Regions from separate parts of the Homo sapiens genome. Here region 2 is linked to region 1. Evidence: read pairs that join two places in POLR2A ChIA-PET (ENCODE). Cell type or tissue: PC-3. All regions are shown on one strand. Each heading gives the region's core, and the rest is flanking DNA. Links, peaks and the distances in the headings are about the cores only.

What was found. ChIA-PET counts read pairs that join two places held together with the same protein. Peaks named below come from ENCODE experiments on the same cell type or tissue, not always from the same donor. Only the 100,000 strongest peaks of a DNase experiment are listed, where the experiment ranks them.
Region 2: POLR2A ChIA-PET joins it to region 1 with 5 read pairs; 1 of 35 experiments calls an interaction of 5 or more read pairs at or near these places.

Annotation. Positions count from the first base shown.
Region 1 is chr5:655,209-660,584 of GRCh38, reverse strand. TPPP (tubulin polymerization promoting protein) reads left to right here. Exons shown (of 4, transcript NM_007030.3): 4 at 1-723. It also overlaps a transcript of CEP72 not described here. Among named protein-coding and RNA genes, the nearest start is that of TPPP, 35 kb to the left of the region's middle. In PC-3, for the core only: no CTCF peak of the experiment used is centred there; a DNase peak (open chromatin) is centred at 2,814; H3K27ac peaks cover 2,602 bases.
Region 2 is chr5:204,404-209,779 of GRCh38, reverse strand. CCDC127 (coiled-coil domain containing 127) reads left to right here. Exons shown (of 3, transcript NM_145265.3): 3 at 3,822-5,376. The coding sequence ends at 4,483. Among named protein-coding and RNA genes, the nearest start is that of CCDC127, 11 kb to the left of the region's middle. RefSeq lists a silencer at 1,688-2,013. In PC-3, for the core only: no CTCF peak of the experiment used is centred there; no DNase peak of the experiment used is centred there; H3K27ac peaks cover 2,553 bases.

The sequences.
Region 1 (5,376 bases), core at 224-5,223:
GCCACCCTCCCACCCCACAGCACACACCACGAGGGGATGGCACAGGGGGAAGATGAGGCTGGACCGTGATGTTATCAATAGGCTAGAACGTCCTTCAAACACTGAACCTGCATCTTTCCTCCTCTTACTACTGAACACTTTGTGAGCTCTGGTGGTCCAGGGTGCAGCGTTTGTCCCTGGGCATGTGATGGGGAGTCCTGGGCACATCGAGATGCTTTACTTCTTTCTTTCGACCTCTTAAAAAACTAAACCAAGCCAAACCACAAAGGAAATCTGCACAACTTAAGAGAAACTTGAAAGGGATCGTGTAACTACTAGTTTGTACTAAGTTTTTTTCAAGAAAGGGAAACAAATTTATATATATATATATATATATATATGTGCAATATATTTTTACACTGTGTGATTAACATTAGGGAGTACTGAGTGCATCACTTTATCAGTGTGACGGGTGATGTCCACGTCATGGCTGTTCTGACTCTGAAAGCCACTTCTGCTGATGTCTAAACCGCACTCACCGCGGACGTCCGCGGGGTGGGGTGGCCCTGCTGTTCCTCCTGCAGGTGAGAGGTGTGGTGTTGCCTGTTGGACTTGCTGTTGAGCCTGGCTTGCAAACCTGTAGTGAAACAGCTCGTGTCTGTGTGCACACTGCTCCTGTGTCTGCTGTCGTTAACATTGTGTGTCAAGTTGGTAAAGTGACAAATAAAGGTGTTAAAACATGGATTTCTCTGTTCCTCAGAGCACACGTGTCTGTAACAGGTGATAACAGGGGATAGGTACTGGAGGGGCCCCAGGTGGGGAGTGTGCTGAGTGCCTCCACTGGGCTGAAGCTCACAGGGCCAAGGCCCTTGTGTCGCCTTTTCCCGAGGGAGTCTCTCGCTTCCTCATCTAGACAGGAGGACCGTGAAGGAGGAGCAGGCGGACCAGCCATCTGTCAGGTGTGAGTCCTGCTCTAGCACTGGTGTAGCCCTGGGTGGGGTCTAGATTCAAGGGGAATGGACATGAACACTGTGAACACCACCAGAGCCCCCAAAACAGGACAATGTCATCACAGGCTGCTATAAAAAAAATGCCAACCTGAGATACTAGCCCAGCGAAACAGTTTTCCAAAATGAGGATACAATAAAGGCATTTTTGGACAATGAAAAGAGAATTTGCCACCAGCAGACATTTAAAGAAATTCTAAATGCAGAAAGCAAAGGTGATCTCAAATGGCATGTCTGGTTTGTGAAGAAAGTGGAGCAAAGAGAATAAATAGGTCAATAACTCCAAATTAACAGTGGCTATATCAATACTTTGTGAGATTAAAATGTTTCATAAAAATACTTGGGAACCCCCACAGGTGAGCAGAACAGGAGCATGGAGAGGGACGCGCGCCTCGCGCTCCAGGAACCAACCCCAGAGGTGGGTGAGAGCATGGACTAAACGCACACATGCCATAAGCATGGGACAGAAGCAGAGTACAGTCTCCAAACGAGCAGAGGGACATGCGGGATGACAGGAGATCATCCAAAAGTGGCAAAAGTGAAGAGGGAAAAAACCATGAATAGAACAAACAGCACAAAATGAGATGGCAGATTTAAACTAATGAGATGGTGGATCAATCAGCTTCGCTGAGGCCGGGCGCGGTGGCTCACACCTGTAGTCCCAGCACTTTGGGAGGCCGAGGCGGGCAGATCACAAGGTCAGGAGATTGAGACCATCCTGGCTAACACAGTGAAACCCTGTCTCTGCTAAAAATACAAAAAATTAGCCAGGCGTGGTGGCGGGCGCCTGTAGTCCCAGCTACTCGGGAGGCTGAGGCAGGAGAATGGCGTGAACCCGGGAGGCGGAGCTTGCAGTGAGCCGAGATCACGCCACTGCACTCCAGCCTGGGCAATAGAGCGAGACTCCATCTCAAAAAAAAAAAAAAAAAAAAAAAAAAAAAAAAAAAAAAAAATCAGCTTTGCTGATAAAACAAGAGAAAGAAACACAGAACAGGGAAATTGATAAAATAATATTTTAACCCATATTTATTTGTAATTTCAGCATGGCTAATGATAGATCAGATCAGAAATTGAAAAGAAAATGGAGGCAAAGGGTGTTTCTTTGAAAGGACTGAAGAGAAAGTTCAAATAACGAATATGAAGAATGGCCAAGAATGGGCTGAGTCCCCGGGAGGCAGATGCTGAGGTGGCCTTTGTATCACAAGAGGCTCACTGGTGAGGAATGCCCCTGAACAGCAGCAAGGGGAGGAGGCCGGGAGGCCTCAGGGAGGCTCTGGAGATGACCTGCTAGGGAGCTCCCTGTGGTTCGCATTAGGCCCAGGCCCTGCCTGCTTGGACACTGGCTGCAGCTGCCTGGATGAGTGTGTCCTCAGCTCCAGAGCCCAGGCACAGCCTGACAGCATGGTGGCTGGAGATGGTCTCTACCCCTGTACTCCCTGCCCCTGGATGGCAAGGTCTCGCTTGAAGGGACACAACTGTCCCTACATCTCTGCCACAGGGACACACACAACTTCAAATGTTGAAGCCATTCAAATTATGTGTGTTATACCCCCCAAAATGGAAAATTAAGACAATATGGACCAATTCTTAGAGACACATAACTTACAAAAACTAACTCGAAAAGAAATGGAAAGCCTGCTCAGCCCTGTGACTTAGGGGAAGTCACTGCCAGCTACAAAAGAAAACCCCTAACACTTCAGTGGCTGGACACACAAAATGTATTACTCACACAACGTCCAACTTCAGGAATAACAAGAGATCTCTTCTAACAGAAGACAAACAGACTTCCTAATCCTGTGATGCAGCTGCCCAGGTCACTGGCAGGGAAGCTATCACAGTGACGCACCAGCTCCCGCTGCTCTGGCCCTGAAATGACTCACCTCAGTCCCACACACAGGCTGTTGCTCAGTAGTCACACGGCCCCAGCCCAACTCAGGGATATGCAGCGTAAAGGCAGGGGGGACATAAGGATGGTCTGTGTGAACGGTTCTGCCACATCCTGGAACACTGAGTTATACTGGATCAGTAGTCAAACCTCCTGACAAAGAAAGTTCCAGGCACAAGTGACTTCACCAGCAAGTTCCATCAAACATCCATGGAAGAAATAATTATAATCTTAAGTAAATTCTCCTAGAGAATGGAGAAAGAATACACAACCTAGCTCATTTTACGGTGGTGTAAAGATGCGAATCCTTTCAAGAACAGCATTACAAAGGAAAATCGTAAGTGGCTGTCACCCGTGAAGAGAGATACTAACCACTGTACTAGAGCACGCAGCTACCCAGTGCTCAGGACGCACCAGATGCTGCCCGAGAGTCTTATTCATACTAACTCATTTCACCTTCACAACAATCCTGTGAGGAAGCCACTATTTCCCCATTGTACAGACGAGGAAATCAGGGCCCAAACACAGGTGCTAGGTAGTATAGCTGGGCCACAAAATGCTAAACAAAATATTAACAAACCAAATATAACAATATGTATGTAAAAGAAAATCCATAATTATTAAGTTGGACTTATCTCAGAAATTCAAGGTTTATTTTTAACAAAAGCAAATTATGGTCGTTAAACACATCAATATATTAAATGATAAAAATCATGGTCATCTCCATCACTGCAGAAAAAGTGATAAAAGTCATCCATTCTTGAGGCGAATTATTGATAGAAGAAGCTTTAAAACAAGCAAAAAAAATCCATTACAAGTGAGTGGATAAATGGTGAGAATTTATCACCCCTTTGAATATCAGGAAGAAGACAACGATGCCCACTCTGTTACCACCTCTAATCAGCACTGCACTAGGGGTTCCGACCAGTGTAGAAAAGCAAAAAACAAAACAAAAATAAAAACATAAAGTAAAAATCCAGAACAACAGGAATGGGAAAGAAAACCCATTACTCATAGAAAACATGACTGTGTGCCTAAAAATGAGGAAACAGCTACAGGCAAATGATTAAAATTACTAGACTGCCGGATACAAATTAATACACAAAAATGAATTTCCATGAAATGGCAACACATAATTAGGAAAATGAAATCCAAGCACATTTTTAAAAACAGCATCGCAAAATAACAAGGACCTAGGATTAAATGTAACAAAAGACATACAAGACCACTGTGAAAAGTATCAGGCTGTATGAACACCCGCTGAAGGAGCCCTAACATTTGGAGAGACAGATACCATGTTCAGAGCTTGTAAAACCCAGTACTGCAAGTACGTCAATGATTCCCAAGTTGATCTACAGGTTCAACACAATCCCAAACAAAATCCCAACTCGACCGGCTAGTTCTAAAATGTATGAAACACAAAGGGTCAAAAACAGCCAAGACATCCTAACATAAGATGGAGGTACGCGCCCCAGAGTGTGTGGTATTGGCAGAGACAGACAAGGAGATGCAGAAACGGACACAGAGATCATCCTGACAAAGGAATCTTCAGCAGCCGGGACTGGGAAAACTGGGCTTATGTCTGCAACACAATGAAACTGGATCCTTAAGCTTCACAACAGGCGCAAAAATCAATTCTGGGTAGAATCTATATCTAAAATCCAAAATATACAAAACTATAAAATCCTTTGGAAGGTAACAGAGTATCTTTATGATCAAGGCAAAGTAAAGATTATTAAAAATTAGGATCCAAAATGCTTTAATCATAAAAGAAAATATTGATACATTGGGCCATATTAAAGTTTAAAATTTCTCTTAAAAGACACCATTGAAGTAAAAAGACAAGAAAAGCTATTTGCAAATGTAATTCACAAAGCACTACTACCCAGAATCATAAATAACACCTGCAAATAAATGAGACAGACCATCCAATAGAAAAGTAGGGAAAATACTTGAATAGGTACTTTACAAACAGGAAATCCCAATGAGCCGCAGACACATGAGAAGGTGCTGAACAAGGAGAAGCCAATGAAACCAGAAAGAGGTCTACCCCACACGTTCCACCACCCCGCGCCCTCCGCCACCCCGCGCCCTCCACCACCCCACTCCCTCCACTACCCCACACCCACCGGAGTGAAGGTGCTAACACTTCAGGCAATGGGTGCTGAAAACATGGACCGGCAGACGTGGTCATACACAACTAGCAGTCGGGCCTGCGGGTACCACCACTTTGGAACAGTTGGGAATTTCTAGTAAACCTGTTAAAAACATGGTTAAGCAGTTAATGGAAACGTGAACATAATGGGATATAAAACTAATGAAAAAAATCAAATGGAGTTTTTTTGTTTTTTTTTTGAGACGGAGTCTTGCTCTGTCGTCTAGGCTGGAGTGCAGTGCTGCAATCTTGGCTCACTGCAACCTCCGCCTCCCAGGTTCAAACGATTCTCCTGCCTCAGCCCCCCAAGAAGCTGGGACTACAGGTGCCCACCACCATGCCCAGCTAAT
Region 2 (5,376 bases), core at 377-5,376, 450 kb after region 1:
ACGTGGCCGTGCTGTAGAATTAGTTTTATGTATTATGGAATGATGTTTGTGACCAGGCTGCAAAGGATTGTTTCTGTGTTTGTGGGGGAGTCCTATGTGTTGTGGAATGATGTGTGTGGCCAGGCTGCGAAGGGTTGTTTCTGTGTTTGTGGGGGAGTCCTATGTGTTGTGGAATGATGTGTGTGGCCAGGCTGCGAAGGGTTGTTTCTGTGTTTGTGGGGGAGTCCTATGTGTTGTGGAATGATGTGTGTGGCCAGGCTGCGAAGGGTTGTTTCTGTGTTTGTGGGGGAGTCCTATGTGTTGTGGAATGATGTGTGTGGCCAGGCTGCGAAGGGTTGTTTCTGTGTTTGTGGGGGAGTCCTATGTGTTGTGGAATGATGTGTGTGGCCAGGCTGCGAAGGGTTGTTTCTGTGTTTGTGGGGGAGTCCTATGTGTTGTGGAATGATGTGTGTGGCCAGGCTGCGAAGGGTTGTTTCTGTGTTTGTGGGGGAGTCCTATGTGTTGTGGAATGATGTGTGTGGCCAGGCTGCGAAGGGTTGTTTCTGTGTTTGTGGGGGAGTCCTATGTGTTGTGGAATGATGTGTGTGGCCAGGCTGCGAAGGGTTGTTTCTGTGTTTGTGGGGGAGTCCTATGTGTTGTGGAATGATGTGTGTGGCCAGGCTGCGAAGGGTTGTTTCTGTGTTTGTGGGGGAGTCCTGATTCCGTCATTCCAGTTTTTCTTCGAGTTGTTCTGTTTTTCAGTTCCAGAATTTTCATTTGGTTCTTCTTTACGTCTTGTGTTTATTTTCTTAGGCTCTCTGTCATGGCAGCTGCTCTGAAGTCCTTGTCAGATGATACTGCCATCTCTCATCCAGGTCTTGGCATCTGTTGATCATCTTTGTTCATTTAGTGTGACCCGTCCTGGCCCTTGGTACTAGGAGTGATTTTCTGTTTGAACCTGCGCATTTGGGGCATTACGTGCTGAAACACTGGTTTTTATTTAAACCTTCGGTCTTAGCTGGCTTTCTTGAATGGCGCCCTGGCAGGGGAAGGGCCACGCAGCCTCCTTACTGCCAGGTGAGGATGGAAGTCCAGGCTCCCCACTCAGCCTCTGGCCCCCATGGGCCCCCGAGGAAAGGATGGGAGTTCCAGCCCCCCGGCCTCTACTGGTGCCCCCCGGCTGGGAAGGCCTCAGCACTGCTCCCCACATGGCTCCCCCCGACCCCACCCTGTGTTTGCTGCTGGGTGGGAGTGGGAGCCTCAGCTCCATCCAGCCTTTGCCCATGTGGGTGGAGGTGGGGCCGTAGTTTTTTCTGTGTTATTTGGCTGATGTAGAGTGATTACTGTCGGAACATTTTCTCTCTTGCCAGGCCTCTATCGTGGTCCTTTGGGCAGAGACAGCAGGCTTTGTTGGAGTTTCTTTTTTTGTCTGCACCCGTTGAGATTTCCAATTGACTGTGTCTTCAGCTCCAAGTATGGGATCTATGAGGCAAAATGAAAATCTAGAGGACTTGCCCCCGTGTTGTTCCTGGGGTCCCAAGGACCCAAGCCAGTCTGCCTTCTCTCCATCTTTCAGAGTCATCTTGTTTTACAGATGATGTCCAGGATTTTTAGTTTACTTAGAAGAAGAATAGGGAGGATGTCTACTCCGTCTTCCCAGAAGCAGGAGTCTCACCGGAAACTGAGGCTTTGAAAAGTTGCGTGTGCCCAAAGTCTGTCAGGTCAGACTCGGAATTCAGGTTTTCCTGACATCCAGCCTGTCCTGCCACACTTTCCTCTGCAAAGCTGCCTGTAGCCTCCCCTGCCTGGCTCCCTGTCCAGCCAAAAACTTACCAGTAACCACAGCCTGTATGGTGGGGTCTGACGTTTAACCGTGTGCGTCATTGTCTGTGTTAGTTTTCCAGTGGTTTGGTGTGTCAATGATGTGACTCGACTGAGATCGTCCCCAGATTGTATCAGGGAGCAGCTCCCTGTCTCCTCTTGATTCGGCGCCACCCCTCGCAGCCCCACCTCCACCCCTCCACACCTCCTGGATGCTCTTAAGTCACGTTAATTCCTTTGACTCCTCGTGGCTGCAGAACATATCCCGTGCTCCTTGTCCGGGTCTCCTGGGGGCCCCTCTCATTTGGCACCTGTGACTTTCCAGAGGCAGCTCCAGCTTGTCCTTGACATAAGCCCCGTCCCCAGGCACATCCGGCTCCTGGAAGCTCTCACTCTCCGATGCTCTCGCCTGCCTTGCTCGTTTAATTTCGGGTGACTTTTCCTTGCAGCTTCTGCTCAGCCTTCAGCCTTCTAGACTTTGTTCATTCACCTTTTTAGGAAGCCGTTCTTGACTTCACCAAAACCAGACGAGCCTTCCCTTCTCTCTCCTCACATACCTTTGCAAACCCCTCAGTGCTTATCAAGTGACGTTGTAACAGCTTCTTTCCTGGTCAGGCCCCTGCCTGTGAGCTCTCGTCAAAGGGAGGAGATAAAGGTGACGTGAGTTTGAGTTGTCATCTGAAGTAGGACTAGCAGCTATTTTTGGTTGAGGAAGGATGAGTTTGGTTTTGTGCTTACTCAGTGAAGTGTCAACAGCATATCCAAGGGGGACTGGCTTTCAGGCTAATGGAAATCTTGCTGTTATGGAATTGCTCCCACAAAGGTCATTCATGACCCGGGAGAAAAGCAAAGGTGACCATTAATGACCTGGAAGAAAAAGGTGACCATTAATGACCCGGGAGAAAATAATTGAATGTCAAGGACACCACCTGGGTTGGGGGAGGCAGCAGGAGGAGGAAGAGAACCATTAAAGTTGATAGAAACTCCAGTGGTTCTAGAAGGGGCTGCAGACGAGGGAGTCCCACAGTTAGTAGGGGAGGGGTTACAGGATAGAAGCACACGAGGGAACCCAGACTGCTGCTCTCAGTGGCTTTTGGGGCCTTGGGCTTTGAAAATTTGCCAAACAGTTCTGTTTTCCAGAAGACTCAACTCCGTGCTGCTTTTAGAATGTACAAGCAGAACACGTCGCTGTTTGGAAAACTAAGACTTAGCATGCAGTTGCTCCAACATGCATGAAATTATTGAGCAGCATCAGTTCGGAATGTGGATGGAACTGTTATCACACGGTCTTTTTTTATTGTTGAAACACATCCAACTCTTACTTGTGGGATGGACAAAGGGTTGGTGGCTCTATACGGAGCCAGGTGCCTGCTGGCCAGCAGGCTGTGTGAGTCATCCGGTCTTAGAGGCGCTGGATTTCTCTGCAGTGCAGGCCAGCCCTGCTGCTCCTTGGTGTAGGGGGCAGAGCCGGGCAGTGCCCCCTCCAGCCTCCCAGCAATCTTCGTCCCGTTTTCGTGAGATTCCAGCAGTCTCCAGTTTGAGGAAAGAGGCCCACTGTGTCTTGAGGCTGAACTTCTTAACCCACTTTATTTTTATGTGTCCTTATCAGAACATAAGCAGTGTCTCAAACTCAGGCCGTTTACTAGTCGCCACCGGGCAAAGCTAAATACAACTTTTATAAGAACCTGGCCAACGGTAGTTGAAGTCGACCCAAACATTTTAAACTTTGCCAATTGTACTAGAGCCGGAGCAGGCAAATGGTGGTAGATCTTCTTAGCAACAAACAGTTAGAAGACGGAAAGGGCTAGGGTTAGGGTCTTTTGGTCACCCAGCCCTTACCTGGTTTTCAGATAAGAACTTGGCCTGTTACACATTTTCACGTAGAAGTGATCTTCTTGGTACAGCCGAGGTCTTAAGCTTTTACTGAAACACTATCCTTAGCTGCCTTATGATTTAAGTGAGGATTATAGAACTTCAGCCCTAACTTTTTCATTATGTGTATTTTTCTTCATTCATGTCAGGTTGGATTTGGTCTAGGGAGTCCCAGAAAGAAGTAGAAAAAGAGAGAGAAGCCTACCGTCGGAGAACTGCTGCTTTTCAACAGGATCTGGAAGCCAAGTACCACGCCATGATCTCAGAAAATCGGCGTGCTGTCGCTCAGTTGTCCTTGGAACTCGAAAAGGAACAAAACAGAACTGCTAGTTACCGAGAAGCCCTTATCTCTCAGGGACGCAAGTTGGTAGAAGAAAAGAAGCTTCTGGAACAGGAACGGGCCCAGGTGATGCAAGAAAAAAGACAGGTGCAGCCTTTGAGAAGTGCGTATTTGAGCTGCCTGCAAAGGGAAGAAAACTGGCAAAGGAGAGCCAGGCTTTTGCTGAAAGAATTTGAAGCTGTTCTCACAGAAAGACAGAATATCTACTGCAGTCTGTTTCTTCCTCGCAGCAAGCGGCTGGAGATAGAGAAGAGCTTACTGGTGCGAGCGTCCGTCGACCCCGTCGCCGCTGACCTAGAGATGGCAGCCGGTCTCACCGACATATTTCAGCATGATACATACTGTGGTGATGTCTGGAACACCAACAAACGCCAGAATGGCAGACTCATGTGGCTCTATCTCAAATACTGGGAACTCGTTGTCGAACTGAAGAAGTTTAAGAGAGTAGAGGAAGCCATACTAGAAAAGTAAGACAAGAGTGAAATCAAACTGCTTTTAGTGACTCGAGGCCAGGCAGTCATGCGCCTTCTGGGTCTCCGGCGTCTTCCGTTCCCGTGCTGCCCGTGTCATGGCCACACCGTCACCCTTCAGCAGCGACCTCCACTCCCGCCACCGTCTGAGCAGAAGTGCACCGAAGCCTCAGAGACAGAGGGTCTCCTCCCGATGCTCTGCCGCTGTTGGGGATATGGTTTCTTGAAGCATTTTTAGGCTGCCAGTATTGTATTAAGCAGAACAGTATAACCTCGTATTTTAGCTCCAGGGTAAAAATGGTTTTTTAAAAAGTCAAATACAATACTGGTCCTTACCACAAGTAATTTTCTGTCTGTTTCATCACTCCCTAAATACTTTCTCCTCAAATTATTTTTCTCTGTCACCAGATTACATTAAGAATTTGTCAGATAATGTGTAGAACTGCATAACAGGTAATAGGAAGTAGTAATATTATATTATCAAGGGTTTATATTTTAAAGATCTCTCTCACTCCATAAAGGGGAAATACCAAGTGTTTCTTGTATCCAGTTGTTACTTAATGTGTGTTTGTTGTATGCAGTTGTTACCTAATGTGTGTTTGTTGTATGCAGTTGTTACCTAATGTGTGTGTGTTGTATGCAGTTGTTACCTAATGTGTGTGTGTTGTATCCAGTTGTTACCTAATGTGTGTTTGGAATTTGGCTTGTGTCTGTATTCAGCAAGCAGATACTTATTAGCAATGATATATACTCAAAATACTTGCCATTTATGAGTAATAATGCCACTTTTTGTGTAATTCTTCACTCTTTACAAAATATTTTTATATGTATTATCTCATTGTTTACCACAGCCAACAAGGTAGACAGGCACTTATCACCCCATGTCACACATAG